5 separate regions of the Mus musculus genome follow, and regions 1, 3, 4 and 5 are each linked to region 2. A link is a loop called in an ENCODE intact Hi-C map of the cell type or tissue named here. Cell type or tissue: left cerebral cortex. All regions are shown on one strand. Region 1 overlaps Ebf3 (early B cell factor 3). Region 2 has its middle 69 kb from the start of Mgmt. Region 3 overlaps Ebf3 (early B cell factor 3). Region 4 has its middle 7.4 kb from the start of Ebf3. Region 5 overlaps Ebf3 (early B cell factor 3).

Region 1 (5,000 bases), 480 kb before region 2:
AAATGGACCGGTTGCTACAAATAGTTTATGCCGTCATTAAAACAGGACATATATGCTTTATTAAATGACTTGCGATTGGAATCAAACTCTGTCTTAATTAATTACGGTAATTAATATTTGACAGAAAAATTCCAAGATCCCCCCCTTGTTTATTTTTAAACGTTTCTTTCTCTGCTTGAAAACCATTTCATGGGGTTTCTGACCCCTCCCCTCAACAAAGACAACTGACTGTCCCAAAGCTCATCGAGTTAGGCTGGCTTAGTTAGTTCCCCTCCTCCTTTCTAGTGCCATGGTCTGGTAACACGAGCCATGTATTTGGATTTAAAAGTTAAATGTGCTGGGGTGAGAAGTCACCTTGTTCCCCTCTAGTCCGTCTTCACCTCTCAGCCCCCCATCTCCATAATTCAAAGTCTGAGCTCCAGGGGTCACTCAAACCCATCCACTGCTCTGCTCTCTCTCTCACCCTCTGTCATACCTTGTAAATAACATAATTACAAGCAGTTCCTTATTAAATTATTTAACCTGTCTTGGTCAACTTTTCGGATGATAACTATTGGCTATCAGTAATGTGATTAACTGCAGAAAGATGCCTCATTGCTTTTTGAGGGTGTCCAGTCTCTGGCTGCTAATGTTGTACTGGGTGATGTGTTACTGTTTTTAAGGACATTGTTTCCACGTTCTTAAAAATAGAGTGTTGGGTGTATGCATATAGAATTCCTAAATTAAGCACACCCTGCACTGATTGTTTTAGAATGGAGGATATACAGGGTCACACTAGAAATGAAAGTAGTCTCTTCATTTTTGGTTCATAACTTTCGGTATTATGAACCAAGTGGGAAAGAGCTTCCTGCAGCCCGGCACACACGCCTCCTATTCTCTGAGCACAATTTGCACATTTTTATTTCTCTGAAAAAGTTTGTCCTTACCTAGGCAGCCAGAACATGAGGTTTTAATGTCTGCAGCCGCAGAGCTGTGTGGTTTTTCTCCTGGAGCAAAGATCTGGCAGGTAAACGTGTTTTTCTGACACAGACTGTGGTGTGCCCTTTTGCCAGCCTTGCACCGATTCACAGAAGCTCTGGAACTCGGCTGCTGTTTTTGTCAGGCGGCTTTTATTTCCTTTGTATGTCGGGCAAAAAGGTTTTGAGAATCGCCGTAGTCTAATTAGGAGGTTTTTTTTTTTTTTTTTTGCAGGCGCTGCTAAGTTTCTGTTCCTCATGTACGGGAGAAGCAAGAGGCTTCTTTTAAAGTACACTTTTATTGTTCATTTAGCCTAGTACCTTTGCAGTCTACACGGTGCAGAAAATAAAGGCATTTAATCTCCTCACTGACGGGGATGGAGGGGGGGGGACTAAAGAAATAGCCCAGTAACTGATCAAAGAGTCAATGGCGCTGAACCGACAGTTTATGGATTTCTGTTTGTGCTACAAAATAAAAAATAAATCAAATATAAATACGGGGATCATCGGAGGACAAGCCATTCTTTCAGAAGTACTGGTGTCGCCAAGGCCGCTAGCCCAGCAGCCCCAGGCGGCTCGCTGGCCTGTGGTGACTCCCACCATTTCTGTGGTTCCGAGCGGGCCGAGCTCCAGGCCGCGGAACGAGGCTTGCGGAGACTCTTCCCTCTTCCCAGGAAGCCAGTCCCCGGACGCCTAGTAGAAAGGGCTTTGTCCGCCTGGAAGTGCAGGAAAGTGCCGGAGGAGGTTGGAAGTAATTTCCAGAGAATTTTCAGGGGGTGTGGGGGGGGCGGGAACTGCGGAGAGGGCAGCCCTCCCCTTGGAGGAATTTTCTGCCCGGAACCTGCGGCTGGCGGCCCCCGCCTCCCGCCCCTCCCCCAGTGGCCTTTTCTCCTCTTCTTTGGGCGAGGCGGGCGGCGGCGAGGGCGGCCGAGCCGGGGCTCCCGGCGGCGGAGACGGGCTGGGCGCCGGCGTGAGCGCACCTAGGGCTTCGCACCATCTGGCGGAGCCTCTGCTCAAAACCCACCCGAGCGTGCGCGCAGACACTGCCTTTTTACCCGAGGAAAAAAAAATCATTGTTAGCACTTTGAAAATAAACACCAGATTGGCCATTAGCACTTTTCTTTCTAAATATCATCGGGCGAGAAGCACGTGGCCGCGCGGGCAGGGGCGCCCCCCGGGCCCGGGCCCCGGCCCTCCCGCGGGCCGCCAGCTCCCTGGCGTGGCACGAGCACGTGCGACCGCCGTGCACAGCTTCCTGCTGTCGGAGGACGCCTAGCCACGCAGCCCAAGTCTCCGGCCTCTGCTCGGGCTCCGGGGGGCGGGGGGATGTGTGTGTGTGCGGCCGGTAGGGTGCAGGGCTGGCGGCTGGGCAGCCCGGCCTGGGCAGCGCCTGGTGGCGCAAGGAGGGCTGCCCCTGCGCCCAGCGCTCTCCCGGCGTCTGTAGTCGCAGTCGCAGCGCACTCTGATCGACTTCTTCCGATAGAGCGATCGGGCCTTCGTATAAGACAATGGCCAGAGGACGACGCCAGGTTGCGGTGGCCCAAGCTTCAGGAGCCGGCTGGGAGGCTGCGCGCCCTCGCCGGCTGTGCCCCGGTCTCTTGCAGGCCCTGCCTCGCCCTCCCCGCAGCCCTCCCGAGCTCAAGCCCGGGGTGCACCCATGGGAAGAGCTGGGCAGGCGGGCCGAGCGAAGCATCCCCGCGACTGACTGAAGTGGCAGGGTGGGAGGGTGGCCGGGTGTGCCTGTCGCCTCCCCTCGTGGGGGCTGGACACCTGCCACCCCCGGAGGCCTGCGGCGCCCGAGGCGGTGTGGCGCCCAAGCGGTAGGCGCTGCGTGACCCCTGTCTCTGCTTGTCCCCAACGCAGGCCATCGTGTATGAAGGCCAGGACAAGAATCCGGAGATGTGCCGCGTGCTGCTGACCCACGAGATCATGTGCAGGTGAGCCCCCGGGAGGCAGGCGGCCGTGGCGCCAGCCAGCTAAGGGGACGGGGACGCGGGCCGTGCTCGCCGGCGCCGGCCATCCCGCCCAACTGCGGGGGAGAGAGGGCGTCCATAGAAACCTAGCAGGCCGGAGGAGGGCCCAGACCCGCCCAGAGCAGTGTCCGGCCTCATTTTTCCATCAGTGGTGATAGTTAGTACAACCCGCTGCTCAGCAGAGCGGATTAATATGTTGACCCTGTCGTGGCAATATAGTGTGTGTGTGTGTGTGTGTGTGTGTGTGTGTGTGTGTGTGAGAGAGAGAGAGAGAGAGAGAGAGAGAGAGAGAGAAACACACAGATCAGGGGATGCATCTGTCCTCGCGCAGGAGTCAGAGTTCACTGGGACTCATTTGAGTATTTCCTTCTCCAACGCTTGCATCCTGAGACGTACAATTGTCTGTTATTGATAAAAAAAAGGAAAGCCTTTTGTACTTATTACAGAGCTCGTGTATGTGAGAATTGGATTGTGATTCTGTCAGTTAACCTCTTCCCTAGAGCAGCGATGCATCGTTCATATTGTTGTTAGATAGCGTGCCGTTACTTGAGATCTCTGTCAGAAGAGCAATTTCCCACCTGTTTTTTTTTCTAACTACCACAAGAGTTTCGCCCCTACATGGCGAATAAAAACGCATCATTGACTTTGTATGTGTGGCATGTGAAATATAGTTGCAAGGAATAATAAGAAAAGGTTGTGCAGGCTTGCAGCCTACAGTAGCAGGCCCCATACTCTGAGGGGCATACTCTCCTCGGCTATGGTGCCTGTTGCCTGAATGCCACTTCTGAGCAGAGGTATTGTTACAGCACCAATATACAAAAGCTGACTTTTCCTCATATCAGGTAATAAATATAAATTACAACCAATAAAGTGGAATTTCTTTATTATCCACTTCTGCATGTACGGCAATTAACATAGAAAGCGCACAGATGTGATTTAAGCTCTAAGTGGAAGACTGTAGACTTTCTTTAATCACTTTAGCTGTCAGCTTTAAAAGGCTTTATATACTTTGCCTACCATATGGTGTTAATTTAGCTAATTTAGACATGTAACCATTATACAAGTATGCTTTTTTAAAATGCGAGAAGCATAACATTTTTGTTTCGTTTCTGCTTTAATTAAAGTTTCAATAACAGAGTTAAGGTAGGCTTAAAGAAGCAACAATAGGAGTTTGTGATAGATTGATGCACGCCTTTGTGCTTATAATTAATAAATGCCCCAAAGAAATATTGGTTAGAGGTGGCATCTTGCATCTTTTCCAGAAATAACAGCTTGACAATTGGAGGTAAACAAAGGCTGAGACTGTGAAAAGTTATTCCCCAGCCTCCAGCCTTTTCTCCTCAGCTCATTGCAAAGACAAACAGCAACAGCATGTTTTCTGCATTTTAGCATTATAATTTGTATAGGAGCTCTGGCTACCCTGCTAGTAATAATAGATGTCTTTAACCCTGCTCCTTCTGGTAGAAAGTTACAGCAGAAGTTTAATGGAACTCACTAGGTTGAAGTGTGTCAAGCTGCCTAAGTAGGAAAACTATATATATATATATATATATATATATATATATATATATATATATATATATAGTTAGTACATATATATATATATATTTGACTCCTACTGCTTCATGGTCAGACTTTGAAAAAAATTATAAGTTGGACAGAGAAAGCTGAGCTTCATACTGAAACCCATGTTTACAATTGCCCCACAGCCGGTGCTGTGACAAGAAGAGTTGTGGCAATAGAAACGAGACACCCTCAGACCCTGTAATCATTGACAGGTAAGGATGACTTCTTTATTTTCAAAACAAAACGGTAGCAACCAACCAGACTCTCTTTCCTGCTTGGTTTCCAGTGTCTCCTTAGCTTTGAGGCGGGTGCTGGGCTCATCTTGTGCACTGCACCATTTGTCCGCCTGTGTTATCATGCACAGGTGGGTTGACGTGGAAACCCGGTGGCTCGCTCTGTGGGGATTCAGTAATTGCTTGCGAGTTGTCAAGGGAAGCAGTTTCATCTGCCACTGCTCTCACTGTGAGGAGCACTTTATGCCTAGAGAGTCTCTGGCTTTAAACCC
Region 2 (5,000 bases):
AACAGGCATTAGGCGATGAAGGATGGGGTAGTCACGGGAGCGTTTCCTATTTGTGCCCCCTCTGGACGATAATAAAGTATGTATGCTCCTATGGAGATGGTCCACATTTCAATAATGTATTGTAAATACACAGGAAAATACAACTAGAACTTTGGTTCCCAGTCCTGGGTATGTTACGCTGCCCCATGGAACCCAAGGGAAACTCCGGTGGCAAACAAAATTCAGGAGGGGAACGCCCAGTTCCCATTGAATAATTGTCGCTGTCTCTAACCTGTTTTCTTGTGCGACTTCCATTATGCTGATTGCCATAAACAGGCATTACGAGTGAGTAGGATGTGGGGGGATAGAGTCTGGGGAAAACCATGTTTGAATATTTGTTTCTGCGTTTACATGCTCCACTGATGAATGAAATGGTAAATATTTAAAGCCTGAAACTCTTTTCATTTCCCCTTCAAAGACCCACTCTGAGCCTCTCTGGTCGTTGGGCATCGCAGCTCCTCGAGTCATTAATCACTCTTTGTTTGGGCCGGGTTTTATTGTTTGGAATTGTTCAACTCCTGCTCTGGATGGGAGAACACCAAGATACCGGGTTCTTTGTTCCTTGCTTTGGTCCCGTGGACATACCTGGAGGGCCTGGGTTTGCGGTAAGGGAGGCTCCTGTAGAAGTCACCAATGATTTTTCAAAACACAAAAGGCAAGATGTAAACAGATTACCTGCAATTAAGCAGCTTGAGGGACCCCTCTTTACAACTTCTGAGAGATGGCTAGATGAATAGTCACCTTTTAGGAGCCCCTCCCAGTTAATTTTAAAACAGATATTAGAATCAGGTGAGGGAGAAACATTTTATTGGTGACAGATTATTTCCAAAGATATATTTATGCACTGAACAGGGGATGGGAATCGATCTGATTGTGCCACGTGGAGAAATAAAAGAATTACCAGAAACACTTGACTTTTTTTTTTTTTTTTTTTTTTTTGCAATTTAATTCACAACTTATGATGATAGAGTTAACTGTGGGTCCTCAAGAGGCCCTAAGATACAATCCATCATTAGAGGGTATTTAGAAGCATATTGGAAAGCCTTGATAATGTATGGTTTTGTGGCTATGCTAATGTGATTTAGGAATAAAAATATAATAACTTTCACCCCAAAATCATATAACGTAAAATATCTTCTGTCAGGGAGTGATTTGTGGATTGCATTCTGCACGGGTATGTGGGTTTGGGCAGTTCTTTATAAGGTATGTGCGCTTTTATTTTGTTTACCAGCATACATGGTACTAAAAACGGTTTTATTTGAAACACACACTCCAGGTTTACAACATTATATTGAAGTGTATACATCCTTTGGTTCAACAACAGCAGCAGCAGCAGTAGCAGCAGCAACAATAACAACAACAACAACAACAACAACAACAACTCCTCCTTGACTATATCCACACGAGTGACAAATCTGCCAGGGAAGTGACTAGTTGATATGCCTTTTTATTACACGAGCTGCCTTGTTTTCTCTACTCAGAATAAAGAAAATCACAGGATCCTTACAATAATAGCTGGCAGCAGGTAGTTACCGGGACACGCATGTCCCCGACTCTTCACTTTGTAGCATCCATCCGATGGCAGATTAGAGGCAGGAATCTGCAGGTCGGTGACAAAATACACGGGTAATAGCATTCAGCTTGCCTAACTGTAAAAGTGAATTCACTGGTGCTCTTTGTTTGATTGTCGACCTGACATGTCAGATGAGAAGGGCCCCTTGGATAACCTGCCAAAACAACAGCACAAATAAACGCCAGACGACACCGCGGCTGCTTGATGTCGAATTACAAACACCGGGCCCATCATGGATTCAAATGGAGCGGCTATGTAAAAGCCCAGTGGCGCCCGTGGGGTGGGGCTAGTGGGAACAGAGTGCCTCTGGGTACCAGGCTGCTCGGGTTTTTCTTTTTCTTTTTCCTTGGGTGAGATGGGAGCCTGGGTTCCGCAAACCGGACGGCAATATTTAGCATTCATTGGTTTCCTTATAAAATTTGTCTGATCGTCTGATGTGACAGGCTCTGACGCTGGAGAAACTGCTTTTCAAATTGCCTCCTGTAGCTCTGCTGGATTCCAGCGGTTCTGGGCAGGAAAACTGTCTGAGGCACGCATCCTTCCCTGTATCTTTCTTCGAATATTCCCTTGGCATTGAGACCAAGCCCCACCGCTTACAAGATAGCAACTGTGGGAAGGGGGTGGTATTTATCTCCTGCGTTGTTTTTAGGTCCAAAGGCAGACTTGTGGGGCTGCTCATTACACTTCTGCCTTGTGATAAAAATCTCTACAACCAGTGACTAGCTTCCTCGGCTGGAGTTCATTTCATCTCACAAGCTACTCAGACTGCACCCCCTAGCCCCCCCCCAAAAAACCCTACTCAAACACGTTATTTCTTTAAATACAGAAAAATAGTTTTCTAGGATCCTTTTGAAAAATTTTGCCAACCTGTAGTTTTAAGTACCCACTTCAGAATGGGTAAGCAAATTAATTTTTTTTAATTTTAATTTTTTTTTACTGTTTTGCACAGATGTGCAGGTATGAAATGGATTGAACAGATTTGTCCTTGAGCCTGTACATTTGTGCAACCAGGGTGGTATCCCATAGGCAAGAGGCTGGACCATATTGCTACTGAGCTGACAGATAATGAGCCAGTGTTCTGTGCTGTCCACGTGCCCCTGCCCTGCTGGCTATAGTGTGCTCCAAATGACCTACACACCAAGTGTGAGTGGTACCTTCGACAAAGCAGTCTAAATGACATTTAGCATGAAGCCCAACTGACCAGGAGCACACTCAGAAAAAGACTGTTGGTAGCTGTTTTGCCCCCTGGGCTGTGGTGTTGAAAATATACTGTACATTTAAAATACATTTTCTCTATTCTTAGTCCCTGGTTTAAATCTCACGAAGTTTTAAATGGCTGGAGGTAACTGTGCGCATCTAAGTTCTTTAAAAGTTCAGCAAGAGGCTGGAGATTGGAATTTCTGGGCCAGCAATCATCCCAGGTTACATGCTTGGGTTAGAGATTTTTTTTTCCAAAAGAATACAGGTAAGGGCTACATGTCTAATGTCTATAAACATTTCACAATTTTCTTAACACAAGTACTGGAATGCCTCAGGATTTCTGTATGAATGGAAGCATCTCTTAGCATCCTGATGCTATCCTTGTTTAGTGAACACGCAGCTCATCAGAGAACTGTGTTTATTTAGGTCTTTGCAAGAAGGTTATGAAAGCTAATTTTTCAATCGCCGGTATGGCTGATTAAATCACCTTGCTTTGTCTCATCTGGCCCAATCACATCATGATGCATTTACCTTCCCCGTGTATGTGAAATAGACGGCAACAATTAAGTTTATCTTAAGTGTAGTTATTACAATCCTAGTAAATGGTAAACATAGTGGAGGATGCTCAACTGATCTGAGCAGCCCAGGAGCCAGCAAAGCAGGTGCTGGTGTCCCGTTTTTAAATTACATTTCATGGAACATAACAAACCCTCCTGTGCTTCACATATCACGGTAGCGACTTATACTGGCATTATTCAGTTCGACCTCATTCCTGCTAATCACCCTCCTACTTTTAATAGCTGCCACAGTGGGTGAAACAGCTTACTGCAGTATTTCTTGCCGAAAGAATGCCTGTCAGGCTATTGATGACAAATTAAAATTAATAAAGAAGATCGGTGTTGAATTTGAGGGAATGGAGAAACCACGGCGTCCACGTGACGACTGTGGCCTCTGGGGCGCTCTGTGGAGAATAATGTTTTTGGTGTGCGTGTATTGTCTTGAAAGGAACGCTAAAACTGCCAAATCTCTGCCTGGAAGAGTTCCTGAAATAGGAGCTGTATTCTTTTAGCCCTCATCACATGTAATTTATCCCTCAGAGAGGCATTTCCCACTCTGCCCACCTTCTCTCTGGCTGTAATAATAGCGTGTTTCCAAGGTTCTACAATTTTATTTACCTCGGTGAGAACCTTTGCGAGAAAAATCACATACACGTCAGAGTCCAGGAAACACAGTGGCTAAGTTCATGTTGAGCACAGTGAGTCTGCGGAGGCGTCCACCTCTGCTGCAAGAGGGCTCAGCCGCCTCCTTAAAGAACCAGCGTTTTTGTTTGTTCAAGATTTTGTGTTTCGGGGTCATTCTTTTTCTTCCACAAAACGCCTGGAATCGTAGCAGGCTGCTCTGTTTCATGCCATGCACTATTTTAGAAGACTGCATATACAGTAAATAAATATGCTCTCACAGCTTACATACATCTCCTGTCTACTTATAAATAGCATGTTCGTTAAAAAAAATCTTGCCGGGAGAGCAGAAGCAAGAGGAAGGTTCTTGTCATCTGGGGCTGTTGGGAGGCTGCTTGTAAATACTAAAAGCTGTGAACCCCGACAGCGAGGGGCTCACTACAGATGAGCTCGTGCTCCCAAATCAGAGGACAAAATTATTTTAATACTTATTTTTAAATTGACTTGTGTGTGTGCGCGTGCCCGTGCATGAGCATGTGTGTGCCTGTGTGCATGTGCCTCAGACAACTGTCAGGAGTTGGTTCATGTATGATTTGGGGTTGCAACTAACTTGTCAGCTTGGTGGCAAGCACTCATACTCCTGGATCCGTCTCACTGGCCTGGAGGACAGAATTTTGACTATAGCCAAGAGACTTCTGTAGATGACTGAGCAGTCTTTCCCCTAAAGAGGTCAAGGTGCATGTTGTGAGTAGGTCACTTAGTGAGTGCCATAAGTATGCCGCCATGGGAAAATGAAGTGGAAGTAAACTGAGGCTGCTAGATTCCTGGGAATGTAGAACAGCCCCACAGGTATCACCACTCCATCTAGAAACAGAAAGGAGACATCATCTTCCCTAGGGGCAGGAGCCAAAGACCAGATCCGCTTGATCAATCCTATCCAAGCTCTTCCAGGACCCAGATTTCTCTCTCTCTCTCTCTCTCTCTCTCTCTCTCTCTCTCTCTCTTTCTCT
Region 3 (5,000 bases), 370 kb before region 2:
GCTCTCTGCTGGGTGCCGAGGACGCAACCGTGGAGAAGACAAACTGGCCCTTTTGTGAAGTCGGTGGTATATTCCACTTTGATGAACTAATGCTCAAAAAAGGAACTGGAAAGGTATCAATGATTTGAACTCATTGTCTTCACAACACCTGTCAGTTCTGACGGGAAGCCCAGGCCCTAGGCGCCGCCAGCCGGCCTCAGAGCTGGCCTTGGGCACCAGGCCAGCGCTGCTTAGCAGGCAGGCAGTGAGGGGAGGTGTCTGTGGACATGCCCCAGCATCGAGGCCGACTAGGTCGTACCACACAAGCAGTGTGTACACAGGGGCCTGACAAACCATAAAGTTGTAACGGTGAGTCGGAGATAAATTAATATCGTTGAAATTAATGGACTGAGAAATTGAAGCTCACATCACTACATGAACAAATGTATTAATATGTTATACATAAATTAATGAGAACAGTCATTCTGACAAAAATTAAACAACACCAGAGTTAAAAGATTTTAAATTACATTCGGACCAGGAGTTCACTCCAGAGCTGGCTGCACTTGGTGCTTCTGTGCCAAGCTTCTCTTATTCTCTGAAGAGAAAACAGCACCCTGAGGTGGTAGGCTGCCTCCACCACTCCGTGGCCATGAGATTCCAGAGCAGCTGGGCCCTGTGTGGCTTTGATCTGAGAGCCTGACTCACCCTTACGCTACAGAGCTGCTGGTAGGAGGTCAGAGCCTGGGTCCAAAGGCAGAGGGGGAAACTGAGGCAAGTCTCCATTTCACATAGGAAAAGCAAGCCTTCAAGCCACGGCCAGGCTGGTTCCTGTCTTTGCAGAGAGTAGGCCTTCCCTTTGCTTTGAACAAGATGTGGAGACATTTCTGTGAAGTAGAAGCCCGTCCTCCCTCCTGCAGAGAAGGCCTTTGCAGAGGGCTGCAGCGCCAGACAGGCCTGCGGGACTCCTGCCACCTGTGTGCCCTCAGCCTAAGAAGTAGACTTACCAACACCAGTGCCACCAGCAGAACTGACTGTATATAGCAGGGAGTTGAGCAAGTATGGCCTCCCTGTGAATCCCAGCACAGGAGGAGCAAGCTGGGCCCACTTGAGGGTGCGCGTGGGGTGGTCGCATTAACTTCTGTCTCCTTCTCTTTTGCAGCTATGTCTGGGCTGGTAGTCCCGCCCATGTGAGGGGCTCTGTTTGCCTTCGCAGCACCCAGCATCCAAGGACGGACTTCAGGGGACACGTGTAGTGTGTTAAGATGTGCTGATGGAAACACTATCTTCAAAACTAAAAATCAGCCACAGTTGAATGCTACAAAAGACATTTAAAGATTTTATTTAAACTGTTAAGAATCAAGCCGCGAACAAGCCCACTCCTTCATGAACAATTCCACTTTATTGACTGAACTCTTCTCATACCTTCACATTTCTCAGTCCTGAAGATTAAGGAAACAAAGCACCGCCTATTTTGTATAAAGTTTCTGATTCCGTCTTGGCTGTCTAGTGCGTGCTATCTGTGTGGGGAGAAGCTTCGTGAATATGCACCGTTTTGATGCCCATGCAACAGTGAGGAAGAAAAACCCTCGAGACATTTTTTCTGTACTCATATTTAGATTCACAATGGTTGTGTATCTCTATAATGTGAAATATTTTTTTGTGGTGAATAAAAGGGGGCCAAGGAGGTATGAGCCATTAACTGGAACAGACGAGGATATGACTAGGTGAATTTGGGGTGGCAGGGAGGGAGGGAGGGTTTATCATTGCTTAACTTCATCTTAATGAAATGAAACTTTGTAACTTATTGTAGTTAGAAATTGTAACTTTGATATCGAATCTCTTGCCTTCAACAAGCACACTGACAGAGAAAAAAAAATATGCTACTGTCTGTTGGTTCCAATATTCTCCCACCTAGAGCTTCCTGTTAAAGCAAGTGCGATCAGCAACATTTTTCAACTTTCGCGCACTGTAAACCTATTGCATTCTTAGGCTACTGTGAGGTCTATGTTTCTTGTACCTGAAATTGTCCTTTGGACTCCTAGACCCTTCTTCCCCGATGTGTTTTGTATGTGGTTATAAAATTGTAGACTTTTGTGATTTTGCCAAAGTTGTAGCTAAATATTTATACACTTGTCTTGAATTTTTTTCAGATCCACTTAAAATATTTAGAAAAACGAGTTTTATTCCTTATGGGTCTTATAGGGGATAAAATGCTCTTCTTCCATGCGACACTTCCTTTCCCATGAACACTTGCAGTTGCTAAGGGACTTTATTTTGTAACATATTAATTATAAATATTGTATTTATCTTTGAAATTTTGTACATTGCTTTCCCTGCCTTCTTTTTTCACGTCTGTTTTGGTGTTTGATCCCTGCCCAGTGTTGTCGCACAGGGGAAGGGCAGATACCAAGACCTGTCTGTTGGATCTGTTTTGTTGAGATAAACTGATGTCCTTACATTTCATTTGTACCTAAACCATTTGCTATCGTTTAGACTTTCCACCCCCCACCCCTTTTTTTTATGTTGAGGAAAAGTCAAATTCATTGTTTATTTTTATATTATTTTTAAGTTATCTGAACAAATACTTTTGAAAAGAAAAGTTTGTTGTATAGTCAAAAGAAAACGGTGTCAGCGGCCGAGACAAATTCTGGTAGGTTCTGTGCATGTGAAGCGGCCGTGAAGGGGCCACATCGTCCGGGCTGTGTCCTTATTTAATTTTTAATTTTTAATTTTTTCGTAGAATGTAAAAAAAAAAAAGTCATTTTAGCTGCCACCTATGACTTTGCCACATAGCTGAACTGTGTTTACTGGAAAAATTCAGAGGCCTAAAGTTTAAAATAAAATTTACTTCCGACGTTTTAATTACAAATGTTTGCCACATTAACTTCTCTGATGCCTTAAAAGTGGACTTCTTTGAAGAACTTCTGTGCTATTTTATCACAGGCTCATACCACAATTGTTAATATCTGGAGATGGATGATGAACACACACACACACACACACACACACACACACACACACACACCAAAAGCACAAACCTCCAGTCCGCCAGTCACTTCTTCCTGGGTCTGTCTGCTGCTCTCGGTCCTCTAAGCTCCCCTTGGAGTTGGAGAGGTATCGGGGACACTGCTGGTTAGTACGTTTTGATTTTAAACAGGACCTTTGTGTGGTCAGATCCCACAGCACTGCCTGTCCTTTTTTTTTTAACTGGAAAGACCTCCTTCAGACACTCTGCCTCTTAGTGCCAAACCCACCGTCAGACCAAGAGTCAGGACTTCAGGACTCTGTCCTTCCTTCCCACTCATCGCCCTTGCAGACAGCGTGTGCTTTGCGAACAGCAGCAGAAGTCACATTTAGAACAAAAAGGAGGGGATTATAAAAAAACTAGACACACACCTTCACAAAGAGACAACATAGAGCTTAGAAAGCGTTCATTCAAGGGACTCAGTAAGAGAAACGGAATGTCCCCAAGGGTCAGTGGGCCACACTCTGGCTTTGTGGCTGCTGACAGGGCTTAGCTACACGAACAGCCTGAGAAGTCACTTTGGAACTAAATTGCCTCGATTTATTTTGTGTAAGTAAGGGTTTGACCTAAAAAGAGCTCACGTGCACATTAGCAAGTGTCCTCATGCCCGCACCCGGTTTGTGTTGTAGATCAACTAGCCAACGCCCTCATTGCTTCATTGTGTCAAAAAACCGAGAGCTTCACTAAATGGTAGATTTTGCTGTCAGAGACCCTACAATAAGATTGTTTTATCTGTACATTTTTTCAGATATTTAACTGTATAAAATGTTCATTTTACACAATATTTAATTAAAGTATTTCTTGTCTGTGAATTTCACTTTTGGTAGTTTTATCTGTTTTGACTATTAAAATGACTGACAAATGAATTGGGGGTTTCATTTCCACATCCTGAGCTCCAGAGCTGGGGCTCGCCAAGATCTAAATGGTTTCAAAGAACCTTCCAGAATTCTCATCCCCTCAGTCAGCATAGTTCCGAGGTGGCTGTGATGCCACAGGTGCCATCAGAAGATTTGGTGTCTACACGCTTGGGCCTGACTGTTTCTGTCACCACCACTGGGTCACAGCAGCACTGGGGTGCCCTGTAAATGATCCTGAAGTTGGAGGCGGCTAGGTAGTAGGCTTCTGATTTGGATGGCGGGATAGTGCTTGCTCTGGCTCCCCCAATACTCTCTTGTCCCTGCTTTCTACATCCTCATGGACTTTTTGGCAAGAACCAGATCAGGGATGACTATGGGGCTTGGAGATTTAGCCAGACACAATGGCCCATGGGGTGATAAAAAGGATGCCTGTAGTGTTGTGTGTCACTAAGGTGTCTTGCACTGGCCACTGGTGGCTACACATAGATGATGGTCAAGGCTGGGACTCCAGTGACGTTGACATTCTCCATGAACACAGGTTCTAATTTCCACAGCCCTTGCCTGCCTTCTGTATCTCATTCGATTCCGCTCAGCACGCTGCAGTTTCTCCTCAATGGCAGGCAGGCTTTACATGTTTTGGCTTGCAGTTTTGTCACCCGTTCAGTAAGTGTGATCTAAATTAGTACTCACAAATGTCATCTTAATTACTTGTTCTGCTGAGCAAAACAGGAAACAATTATTCAAAACAGAATGAAACTTGTGAATACCTTTCCCTCCAGTCAGTGCTGAGCCTTTGTTGGCGGGCCTTAAAGAGACAGTAAAGAAACAGGTTCCTATGGCACAAAGCCCACTTCAGGCCTTCCTGAGTCACCAGGGCCAAGGAACGGGTTGCCCAAAGAACTCTGCTCAGGTCTTTGGAGCTAGTGTGATAGGGTCTGTTGACCTGGACAGAAAGAAGTTCAAAAGCTTGCGTTTCAAACCAGAAGCAAGAACCAATCCTCAAAAAAAAAAAAAAAAAAAAAAAAAAAAAAAAAAAAAAACCGCATGCGGAGTATTGTCAGGTCTCTCTAAGGTCTTTCAGGCTTTTAAAGATTATTCAAAGCACTTGAAATGGGCTTCAATCTAATGCCTCATTT
Region 4 (5,000 bases), 500 kb before region 2:
TGGAGACAGTGAAAGCACACCCCTGGCCTATGGCCCTTGACGCCACAGTCAGAGCGATGATGATCATAATGAGACAATAGGTGTGGAGCTTCAACCTCTTGGGAATGTCCCCATACCTTTCCTAAGAGCTTGGGTTTGTCTTTGGATGCTTGGCCCATACTGTTCAATACATGTTAGCTGCTACTAAAAACATGGGTAATTTTATGTCTTAAAATATTGTATATTGCCTAAACGGCTTCATGCTGGTTTGCATTAAAAATGATTCCCAAGTGAAGATGACAAAGGGGAAATATTCGTTATTTAGTTCTCGTCTTACATTAAGCTATCATAATAAAGCACATTTCTGGGCTGCATTCTCCAGAGTGCTTTTTACTAAATAAATGGCCCAAAATAACTTTTCTTTTCCAGTAAGATTCCATGATTCAGCACAACCAACTTTCATTACAAAAGGTTGAAATAAGGAGTAGAGAACAGAAACAGGGGGTTAAAGCACTGGGCTGGGGGCGGGGAGATGGGTAAGTGTGAGCTCCCATTAAAGACCAACCTGGGTGCCCCAAACTGTTTATTCAGAGATTTGTATCGTAGTTTGGGTTGAAAGGAGCAGACAGAATATATTAAATATATTAGAGAGGAAGAGGAGCCAGTTACCTAAGCCATCTCAATACAACAACCTCAGGGCAGGTTCACAGGTCAGGGATGGTGGACCCCTTTTCTTGAAGATGTAGCTGCAGATGCCTAATAAAGTTTCCACCTTTGTCATTTGCTGTGTGACATCTTCAAAGGTGGATGAAGGAGGGAATGGTCGGGTTGTCTGGCCCCCCAGAGGGTAGCTGAAGCTCAGACCAGCAGAAATGGTCCTGGAAAAAAAAGCAAGGCTACCTTAGAGGCCAGGTAGTTCCCCCCCCCCCCACCGCCCCCGTGGCTTTCCAAGGAATCCTGGTTTTGCTTTCTCTATGGACAACCTCTTGACTCTCTAACAGCTCAGCAGAGTGTCTCTCATTAAATTAGCAGTAGTCATCTGGGAGCTGTCTTCACCTACACTACCTAAAAGAGCAGAAGTGAGCTGGCAGAGCAACCCGGGTCCTGGGATCTGCGTCTAGACTCGAGTGCAGAGGTGTCCACCCACTTGGTGTTCGCCTTGGGGGCGGGGGAGGGGGCCCAATGCACTGTCTGGGTCAAGGCAGGTTACTGCTGCCCTTAGGCCCCCCGCAGGAAGGAACCTCTCCAGTCCTGGCAAAGAGTACTCCAGGCAGAGGGGGTCCCCAGTGCGTGGTCCTCGGGGTTCCCCCGAGGCCTGTCCCCCAGGCGGCTAGCTCGGACGCAGCTGCGGCCCCGGGGCACCGCGGCGGGCGGGCTGCGGGGTCGCCTCGGGCACCTTCTAGCTCCCTGCTCGGCACCCCCCGCCCGCCGCGTCGCCGCCACCGCCCGCGGTGGAAGGCAGCGCGGCGCGTGCGCACTGGCGCGCTCGCGGCCCGGCCCGTGGGCTCTCCCCGGAGGGCCGGAGGTGGGAACGTGGGGAGGCGCGGAGCAGCACACCTCCAGCCCGCCGCAGGCGACGCTGGCACCTCGCGGCCCCGGCGCCCGCCACGCCCGTCGGAGTAGAGGCTCGGCGGCTCAGGTAAGCGCTCTGCTCCGCGCGATCCCGTCGGGGGCTCCCGCCCCAGTGCGGTCCCGAAGCGGCCGCAGAGCCCGCAAAGTTGAACTTCGCGCGTCGCGGGCGGCGGGACCTGGGCGCCAGGGAGGGCCGCAGGGTGCAGGGGTGGGCTGTGCTGTGTGGCGGGGCGAGGGACACAGGATGCGGAGCCAGATCCTCGGTGCGCGAGGGTCTGGCCTCGCAGGGAACTTTTGTGGGGCCGGGGAGCGCGGTGGCAGCGGGCGAAGACTGAGGGAGGCTTGGCGGCTCGGGTGGCGTGACCATTCGGCTTTCTCTGGTAGGATCCCGGGAAGGCGAGCGAGGATCCCCATGGAGGGAAGAACAAGGTTTCGGGGCTTTAGTTGAAGTACCCGGATTTTTCGATCCCTATTCCACCCCCAGCCTCAGCAAAAGTGAGACCCTTGAGGAGAAGGCGGGGAAGAGGAGGGGGCGTGTCGGTGCCTGGATGAGAGCGCGGGAAGCAATTAAAACTCCTGCTTTCGGATTAACAACCCCAAATTGATCGATGTGTCAGGAATACCATTGATTTATGAAAGGTGCTTATTTCTCGGGTATGGAGAATTTTATGTTCTCCAGGTGAAACCGAGTTCACCCAGCTCCAGCGCAGATTGATGTTTTAATAAAAATAAATAAAGGGGAAAAGCTCGCCTGGTCTTTGGGGACATCAAGTCTCAAATCGCGGAGTTAGACTAACAAATCAAATTGTGTTATCCTTACATTTCGTGTCTTTTATTAATCTCGCCCCTAAAAATCGCAGGCAGGAGAGCGCCTTCATTTGGAAAGTTTTAATCTACTGTCTAAAACTTGGCATCACTCGCAAGCAATGTTTGATAAGCAAAAAGGCACGGGAGCGTCGGGTAATTGTGATAAGTGGCAGGCCTCGCGATGCAGGCGCGGGCGAGCGCGGGCCCCGCCGGCGGCAGGAGGTGGAGTGGGCTCTGAGGCGAGGGCGTCGGCGGCCTGAGCCGCGCAGCGCCCGTAGATGGCGCCCTGGCCCCACGCTAGACTCGCCAGTCGCCGCTCCACCGGGCGGCGCGCGGGCGGGGCAGTGGCGGGGGTGGGCGACACAAGCTCCACACTCGCAGTTCACTTGAACCGTAGAAGCAGCTTGGCCAAGCAGGAAAACCCAAATGACCCTTATTATTTTCCCTCTAGTTTAAGGACTGGCCAGTAGTTGTAGAGCTAGGGATCCTCAGGTCCAGGGGTCCCTGGGCAAAGTGTCATTTCCCAGGGACTCCTCCACCCATTACCCTCCGAGTGAGTCCCCATTTGGGGTGGCGCTGGCACAGGTAGCCTCCTCTTTCTGCAAAGGCAAGAGCCTGCTGACAGTGGCGTAAAGAGACCCTGTTGGCCGAGGGTCTTCGGATCGGTGGCAAGAACACCAACTTCAAAAGCGCTTAGACCGCTGGGGAGGGCGAGCCGGACGCCCAAAGGCTGCCCCCACCAGTGCTGTGGAGTTCCCTGCCCGGGCCTGTGCTGGCCCCGCCGCTGCGGCTGCCGCTGCTCTACTCTTTGCAATGTAAATTTCAGCGGGACAAATTGCTTATTAATAGTCTAGAAGAGAAGTCGGTTTCTTTCTTTCTTCTTTTCTTTATCTGTTTTTATTTCTGCATGGCCCCTAGCTATGCCCTGGGCAGCCTCGCCGCCCAGCAGTTTTCTCTTTATTTCAATATCCTAAAGAAAATGCAAATTACATCAGTGTGGCCTTTTTAAAAAGTTAAATTAGCAACAGCTTTAAGTGACTCCATTAGTATGGAAAACATACACACGTTTAATGTGGGAATAGCTTTCTTTTAGGAGGACTCATTCTAGTCCGTAAAATTTAGCAGACCCTCGGAGTTGATAAAGAATGTAGTCGCTGCAGAGCGTGTCGCCACAGGCATACCCGGTCTCACGGCCCACATCTGGCTTCCCTGGAGGAGCAATCCTGTTGCTGCCCGCCACCCAATACTCCTCCGTAGAAGCCCCCTGACCGTGAGCTAAAGGGTTTGTTCTTGCCAGGTGGAAGAGTTGACCATATCTGCCCAGGGGCAGTGAGCTTTCTTTTTCCTCTCAGCTTAGGCATCATCGCAGTTCCAGCATCTGAGTAGGTCTGGTTAACTCAAACCCCACTTCACCCATCTGCGCACAGGGATGGCAGTGTAGCGTCTGGGTTAACATGCATGGGGCAAGGAGTGAGAAAAGTAAGGGGAAGAGAGCATGCCCTCAATGGCTGTCAAAGGCCACCCTTCTGGGTCCACCCTCATCCCGTTCCCAACTCCTTTAACTGGCGTTTCAATACGGAATTCTACTGGCAAACTTTCGAGGGCTAGAACATGGCACCCATCAGCGTCCAGGAAAGAGTTAAGATTTATGGCTTGCTGGAGGAGTCTTGTTAAGATGTAATCTGCATTTTTAAACTACTGCGTAATAAAAAGTGAGAAGTTTTGAGACACCTTTCTTGATTATACCTTTGGCGATACTTTAGGTTTTACATTTAATTTGCATTTTGTTCTTAGAGAGTATTGAAGTCTTGAGTGGAGGATTGAATTTTATTAGGACATCTGGACTGACAATATCAAATCAGACACCAGTGTCCCAAAGCATGCTAAAATTTCAGAGTTAATTAGAACGCAGTGTGTTTAATTAAAGCCAATTATAATATCTGAAATTATCTGATCGATCCGTGTTTGTACTGTTTGGTTCTGTTTAAGTGTTGATTGGCGCACTTTGTGCGCTGTTCGATCCAAAAACTTCTCTAGGGAAAGTTTGCTTTGTAAATTGGCGCGGGCAGGCAGTGTGGACTCCGTGTCCCAGGCGCTGGTTCTGGGGCATCCAACAGGACCGCCTTTAGAGCACCGCTGAACGCAGCTAGGGAAATCCCAGCTTGTTGCTAAACCGCTGCTCCTTTTCGGGTCTGAGAGACCCCGCCACACACCAGCTGTCTTTCAGAGCTCCGTTGCTCCTCCAAAGTGCCCCCCCCCTCGGAGAGGCGACCTTTAAGGTTGTAAGGTGGGATGGGAGAAACCCAAGCTTCCGCGTGTTTGAGTTGGGATTCCCGGTGTGTCTGAAGAGTCCTCAGGACTCACTCCGAACTGTAGGGTCAGCCAAAGTGACCGAAGGAGATAGGGAAAAGTAAGGGCAGAGAGACAATAATTAACTGTTTGCCTTCTAATTTTGCACGCTGTTGGAACCCAGGCACACAACAGGCTCTTTTGGGCTCCATTTGAAGTCTTGGGGCTTCCCAGAGATACAGTTGAGCGAGTTCCTGGTCGTGTCTGCTGCTTCCGCGGGATCACTTGGCTGGCACCTTTCTCTCCAGCTAGGGAGTTTGCGTGGAGCTCGCAGCGCGGGCTAGGTGTCCCGT
Region 5 (5,000 bases), 390 kb before region 2:
ATAGCGTGCATGTGCTTCTTCCTATTGTCTCCCGCTGATGGAACCTAGGCTGGCTCTATATCTTGGCTATTGTGAATAGTGCCACAGTCAACATGGGGGTGTAAATGCTAGGGACCTCACATCTGCTTTGAGTACAGTTGATGTACAAAGACAGTGAGGAGAAGCTGAGAAACAAAAGGTGGTTTTGTTTTGTTTTTGGTTTTGTTTTTGTTTTTTGTTTTGTCAAGACAGGGTTTCTCTGTGTAGCCCTGGCTGTCCTGAAACTCACTCTGTAGACCAGGCTGTCCTCAAACTCAGAAATCTGCCTGCCTCTGCCTCCCAAGTGCTGGGATTAAAGGTGTGCACCACCACTGTCTGGCTCAAAAGTTTTTTATGTGCACATTGTTGTAAACCTATCGCAGTGTTTTTTTCCCTGAACTGTGCTCCACATTCTCATTGTTCCCTCCCATCTCTGGCTTTGGCGGCTACTGGTCTAACTCTCCCACTCCTGTAGGAGCAGATCATACAATACACACGGCCTTTGGGGCTGACTTCTTTCACATAGCATATGATGTTCTTGGGTTCCACTGTGGCATGTGTCCAGAGACATGTCTTTACAAATCTTAGTAGTATCCCATTGAATAGATGTACCACACGGTTGCTTTTGTGTGTATAGACTGATGGACATAGAGATATTAAAAACAAATCCATGCAGATGTAAGACAAGCATGATGCTCATGTTGTGCCTCGAAATTAGAGATGCTTGATAGAGATGCTTTGTCATGTAGCTCTGGTACCTTCCAGAAGCCTGACCACTGTGCCTCAGTACCTTTAAGCACCAGCTACACACACTGCTCTGAACAAGGCTGAAGTGGCCCTCCTTACACTTTCCAGGAAGTAGGGGTTTTCACAATGGGAGCAGGGACACTCAGCCCTCAAGAGGGACCTTTATCTTACTCCACAGCCAGGGTGTCTGCAGCCTGGGAGAGCTGGCTTCCCAAGCTTGCTCTGCAACCCTACTCTGCACTGAGATCTTCTTCCTGCTGGTTTTAAGTGTGCATATCTATTGCTGCCTACAGTGTGTGTTTCTCTCTTGGCTTTTATGACCTCCTTCCACCTCCCATGAAATCTCTGAGAGGATGAGGACACAGGGAACTTGCTTTCCTGAAGCAGAGAGTGACATATGGAAGCTTCTAGTGGTTGCATGATATTGAGGGTGGTTTTACTCACTGCTGCCTCCCTTTGGACCATACTTCTCTGCCTAGAGAGCTGGTTAAAACTGCAGCTTTGGGAATGGGGGTGTCACATCAGGGATTGGCAGACCTTAGTCTGGGGTGTGTCTGTGTTGGACCATCCTGAGATGGACAGGTGTGGTGTGGAGAGCGCAGGCTCCAGGGCCTGGGTTTTCTTTAGCTACAGGACTGGGCTTGGTTGGTGTAGTTCCCCCATGCCTATGCAAGCCACAATCCAATGCATTCTTTGAGGAATGTAAACAAAAGTGTTTGAATGCAGTCCAATAGTTGTCAGCAAGGGTATTATTTTGGTAACAAGGAAGATGGGCTGCCCCCTTTTCTGCATTTGGTGTCATATCACAATACTGCCATCCGCTGCCAGGCAGTGGTGAATGGAAGTGGGTCCCTGTGCAGTAGGCCCGGTTGGGCTGCCTGTATGAATACCAGAACAGAATTCCCCGAGTGTGCAGGGAGGCTCCAAATCCCAATTAGAAGTCAACTGTGGTGCTCTTCTTATTCCAAGAAGACATGCTGATGGAATACGGTAAATTCTGGAGGAATTGATGGGAAATTGAGACTGACCCTAGGTGGGCCTGGCATTGGGAATGTGTCCCCCCACAGTGGCCCAGAGCAGACACAAGACAAGTCCCAAGCAACTCACAGGAGACATCAAATTTGGAGTTGGCTTCTAGATGCAGAAGGGTGACCTACGTCTTCACTGTTTGTCCCTTAGCCAGGCCAAGCACCCCAGTGAGCGATGTGGGGACTGTGTGGCCTTTGTGTTTCCCATGCACACCACAATGCTTAGCTCACCCTGCCGAGTTCTGTGATTGAAATTCATTGCCAAATTTATTGAGAAATTAATGAGAAAAGCTGCGAAGTATTGACTTTGAGAGGAAAACACAACTCATCTTGAATGAGGAGGAAAATGCAGCAATAATTTAGCCACTATTGATTTGGCCCTGTCCATGTATTGATCTTCATTTTACAATATTAATTTGCACCTGCAATCGGCTGCAAAGGGAACCGATTTCATTTTGTGGCTGCGCTAGTGTGCAAAGCATTAGGTGCTCCTAAGCAGGGAGATCCACACACTGGGTTGGGAAGGAGGATTTTTCACCCCCTGTTTCTGCTTGTTACTGGAATAGACTAAAAATTAAAAATTTTTGTCCAACAAAATATGAAAGCAAAAGCCCAGGTAAACCGTGGCACTCCTCCCCGCTGTCCGGCTGCTTCTCATCCACACTAAAAGCCGTCAGCTGCCTGCGACTCCAGCCACCCCTCATCATCATGCCCGGATCAGTTCAAAGTTCATGAAATTTCTATGAGCATTGATCTTGCCCCATTGATTTTTTTTTTTTTTTGCAGCAGATCTTTGAAATTTTAATTTCCCGAGCATCTGAATTTCTTATAGATGAAATGCGCTTGCAGGAGACAGTTGATGATAAAGTGGAGAACTTAGCATCATTTTAAAGCCTAAAAAAGGGGGAGAGAAAAACCCAGACATTTGGGGACTTTGTGTAGTGTTTTGAGGTGGAATGATGAAAGTGCTCTAGCTGGAGCAGGGGGGACATGGGGTGTGGGGGCGGCTAAGTATCAATTTTGACTTCCGAAGCCACACATTTTTTAATGCAACTTTTTATACAGTCATTTTTGAAAGAAAAGCTATCTGGAGAAACAGCGGGGCAGAGAAGCATTCTTCACAAGCAATCGTTTGCTCTCAGCAGTCTTTATCACCTGGTCAAGCTCACCTAGTTACTTATCAGTGGGACATTTAATAACCTCAAGGTGATATAATTGCTATTGGCATTTTTCCCCCTTGGATTCGGCTGGTTAATGTGTAAACTACTTGTCAGCAAATAGCACTTTGTCACTAAAATCACCAACACCCTCTAGAGGAATGTCTTTGTATTGAGCAATTTAATTTTACTTTATTTAATTTTTACACATTACAACCTGTGTTCATTCAGGCACACTGACGGCTTGTAGTCTGTTGGGGCAGGGTCTGGGTAGCCCTGTTAGTAAAATATACTATATCTTATTTAACAAACCCATTGCCTTAATTGAAGTACGTTCTTGTCCCTCGGAAAAGGAACTACAGATGTTCTTATTATGTAGTTATGTTGCTAATGTGAAAAACGGCCTCATTATGAGGATCTGTTTGTAGCAAGAAAATTACTGCATTATGACAAATGCATGATTGGGAAGTTACAGGAAGCCGATCATTATTGAAATGAAACTGGGGCTCACTTAATAGCTGTAGCCAGCAGCTGGAATGGAGCAAATGAATGTCTTCCTGTTGTTACTGTTGGAGTCAGGGTTTTTGGGCAGGAGACTCTGCTGCACTGCAACCTGCATGCTGGCTTGAGCTTCCAGGGTGGAAAGATGGTGCTAAAAGCAGCTGTTTCCTACCTAGGAGTCTCCCCCTCGTGTGTTTAATGTCACCGTTTTAAAGATACAACTGTGCTGCAAGAGCAATTACTCCAGCAGTCTTTAAAGGTGGTCCACTGCTCCCTGGCTGGCAGCCGGATCCGGGTCTCCCTGGAATGGAGGCAAGGTGTTCAGGAGGTTGTTGTCACAATTAAGCTTTGTCACTGCGGCCCCTCCTTCATGCAATGGTCCTGTCCACTTCTACCACCAAGGAGTCCCCAGGACTGGGGTGTGTGAGTGTGGAGAGCTGTCCACAACAACATTTTTGGCTCTTGACAGCTGCCCTTGGGGACAGGTTTCACACCACTGGGATGCAGGCACAGCTGAGCCCTGAAAGCATAGTAGCTGCTTAGTAAATTTCTGGTGAATGGGTTGGCCTTTCAAAAATTCCTGGGGCTTAGTTTCCTTCCTAGGAGTTTTTTCTCTGTAGGAAAGTATCCTATCCCTAACATTGTTTTTTGATCTGCAATGTCTTCTACATGTCATCTGTGGTCAGGAGCATGTCCCCTTGTCACATAAGTGAATAGGGTTTACACACCAATGGATTAGCCATTGAAGTCTGGCGAAAGCCATTTACATTTTGGGATGTTGGAGAACAACACAGACCCCTGAGCAGGGCTGGCTGACAAAGACAGTTCAGCCTTCAAAATGTAAACTCCAATGACTGATGTCACAAGAAAGAAAAACCCAGCACGGTTGCCCATTGGTACGTTTCTAATTGCAGCAGGCCAGTTGGAGCTACTCTGGCCCCAGCTGCAGCTCAAAGCCTGATGCCATTTTCGGCTGCCACATTAGCTCTGGCAATCCCAACTTGAGCCGACAGCACAGCCCGTTAAAATGTTATCAATTGCGCTATGATTAATCCCCCAGTACATGGGCATGACTTAAATATTTAGAACGCTTCTTCTGTTATGACTTCAATGCATGTAAAGTAACGAGATTAACTCCAGTACACTTGAATATATTTAAATATGCGCCCTTCACAAGCTGCAGGCTATCCGGCGTGCGGAATCGAGTCTATGTGGCCATGTCAGGCTCTATTTGTAGGACCCACACTGGAGACTGGCCTGCATATGATAGCCGGATATCTGGCCTTTCACAGGCTGCCTGATTGCCTGCCTCATTTGGCATGGAATGTGATTCCCGGCCATTCTAGCTTCTGATTCATTCAGGTTTTATTGCTGTGTAATTTTCTTATTCTAAAATAAAAGCTCTCCAACAAAAATTACTATGCATTAGGCCACAGTAGCCTACTCAAATGGATATTAATACAGTTTATCTCCAAAAGGACGAATAATGTATTTGAAACAGATAAAAGGCCCTCCACTAAATGAGGAATGTTAATATCTTATGGCACAG

What was found. A loop is a pair of places that touch in the nucleus more often than their neighbours do. Peaks named below come from ENCODE experiments on the same cell type or tissue, not always from the same donor. Only the 100,000 strongest peaks of a DNase experiment are listed, where the experiment ranks them.
Region 1: it touches region 2 in a loop (5-fold over the local background); 5 of 42 quality-filtered maps call a loop at or near these places.
Region 3: it touches region 2 in a loop (2.0-fold over the local background); 2 of 42 quality-filtered maps call a loop at or near these places.
Region 4: it touches region 2 in a loop (3-fold over the local background); 4 of 42 quality-filtered maps call a loop at or near these places.
Region 5: it touches region 2 in a loop (2.4-fold over the local background); 2 of 42 quality-filtered maps call a loop at or near these places.

Annotation. Positions count from the first base shown.
Region 1 is chr7:137,307,192-137,312,191 of GRCm38, reverse strand. Ebf3 (early B cell factor 3) reads left to right here. Exons shown (of 16, transcript NM_001113414.1): 5 at 2,820-2,893; 6 at 4,639-4,707. Among named protein-coding and RNA genes, the nearest start is that of Ebf3, 4.8 kb to the left of the region's middle. In left cerebral cortex, no CTCF peak of the experiment used is centred here; DNase peaks (open chromatin) are centred at 2,421, 2,578, 3,569, 4,171 and 4 more places.
Region 2 is chr7:136,822,682-136,827,681 of GRCm38, reverse strand. No RefSeq gene overlaps it. Among named protein-coding and RNA genes, the nearest start is that of Mgmt, 69 kb to the left of the region's middle. In left cerebral cortex, no CTCF peak of the experiment used is centred here; a DNase peak (open chromatin) is centred at 1,970.
Region 3 is chr7:137,192,544-137,197,543 of GRCm38, reverse strand. It overlaps Ebf3 (early B cell factor 3), which reads left to right. Exons shown (of 16, transcript NM_001113414.1): 16 at 1,142-3,873. The coding sequence ends at 1,173. Among named protein-coding and RNA genes, the nearest start is that of Gm10578, 40 kb to the left of the region's middle. In left cerebral cortex, no CTCF peak of the experiment used is centred here; no DNase peak of the experiment used is centred here.
Region 4 is chr7:137,319,305-137,324,304 of GRCm38, reverse strand. It overlaps a transcript of Ebf3 not described here. Among named protein-coding and RNA genes, the nearest start is that of Ebf3, 7.4 kb to the right of the region's middle. In left cerebral cortex, a CTCF peak has its summit at 2,641 (motif pointing right); a DNase peak (open chromatin) is centred at 2,624.
Region 5 is chr7:137,209,560-137,214,559 of GRCm38, reverse strand. All of the region lies in intron 10 of Ebf3 (early B cell factor 3), which reads left to right. Among named protein-coding and RNA genes, the nearest start is that of Gm10578, 23 kb to the left of the region's middle. In left cerebral cortex, CTCF peaks have their summits at 1,219 and 3,122; no DNase peak of the experiment used is centred here.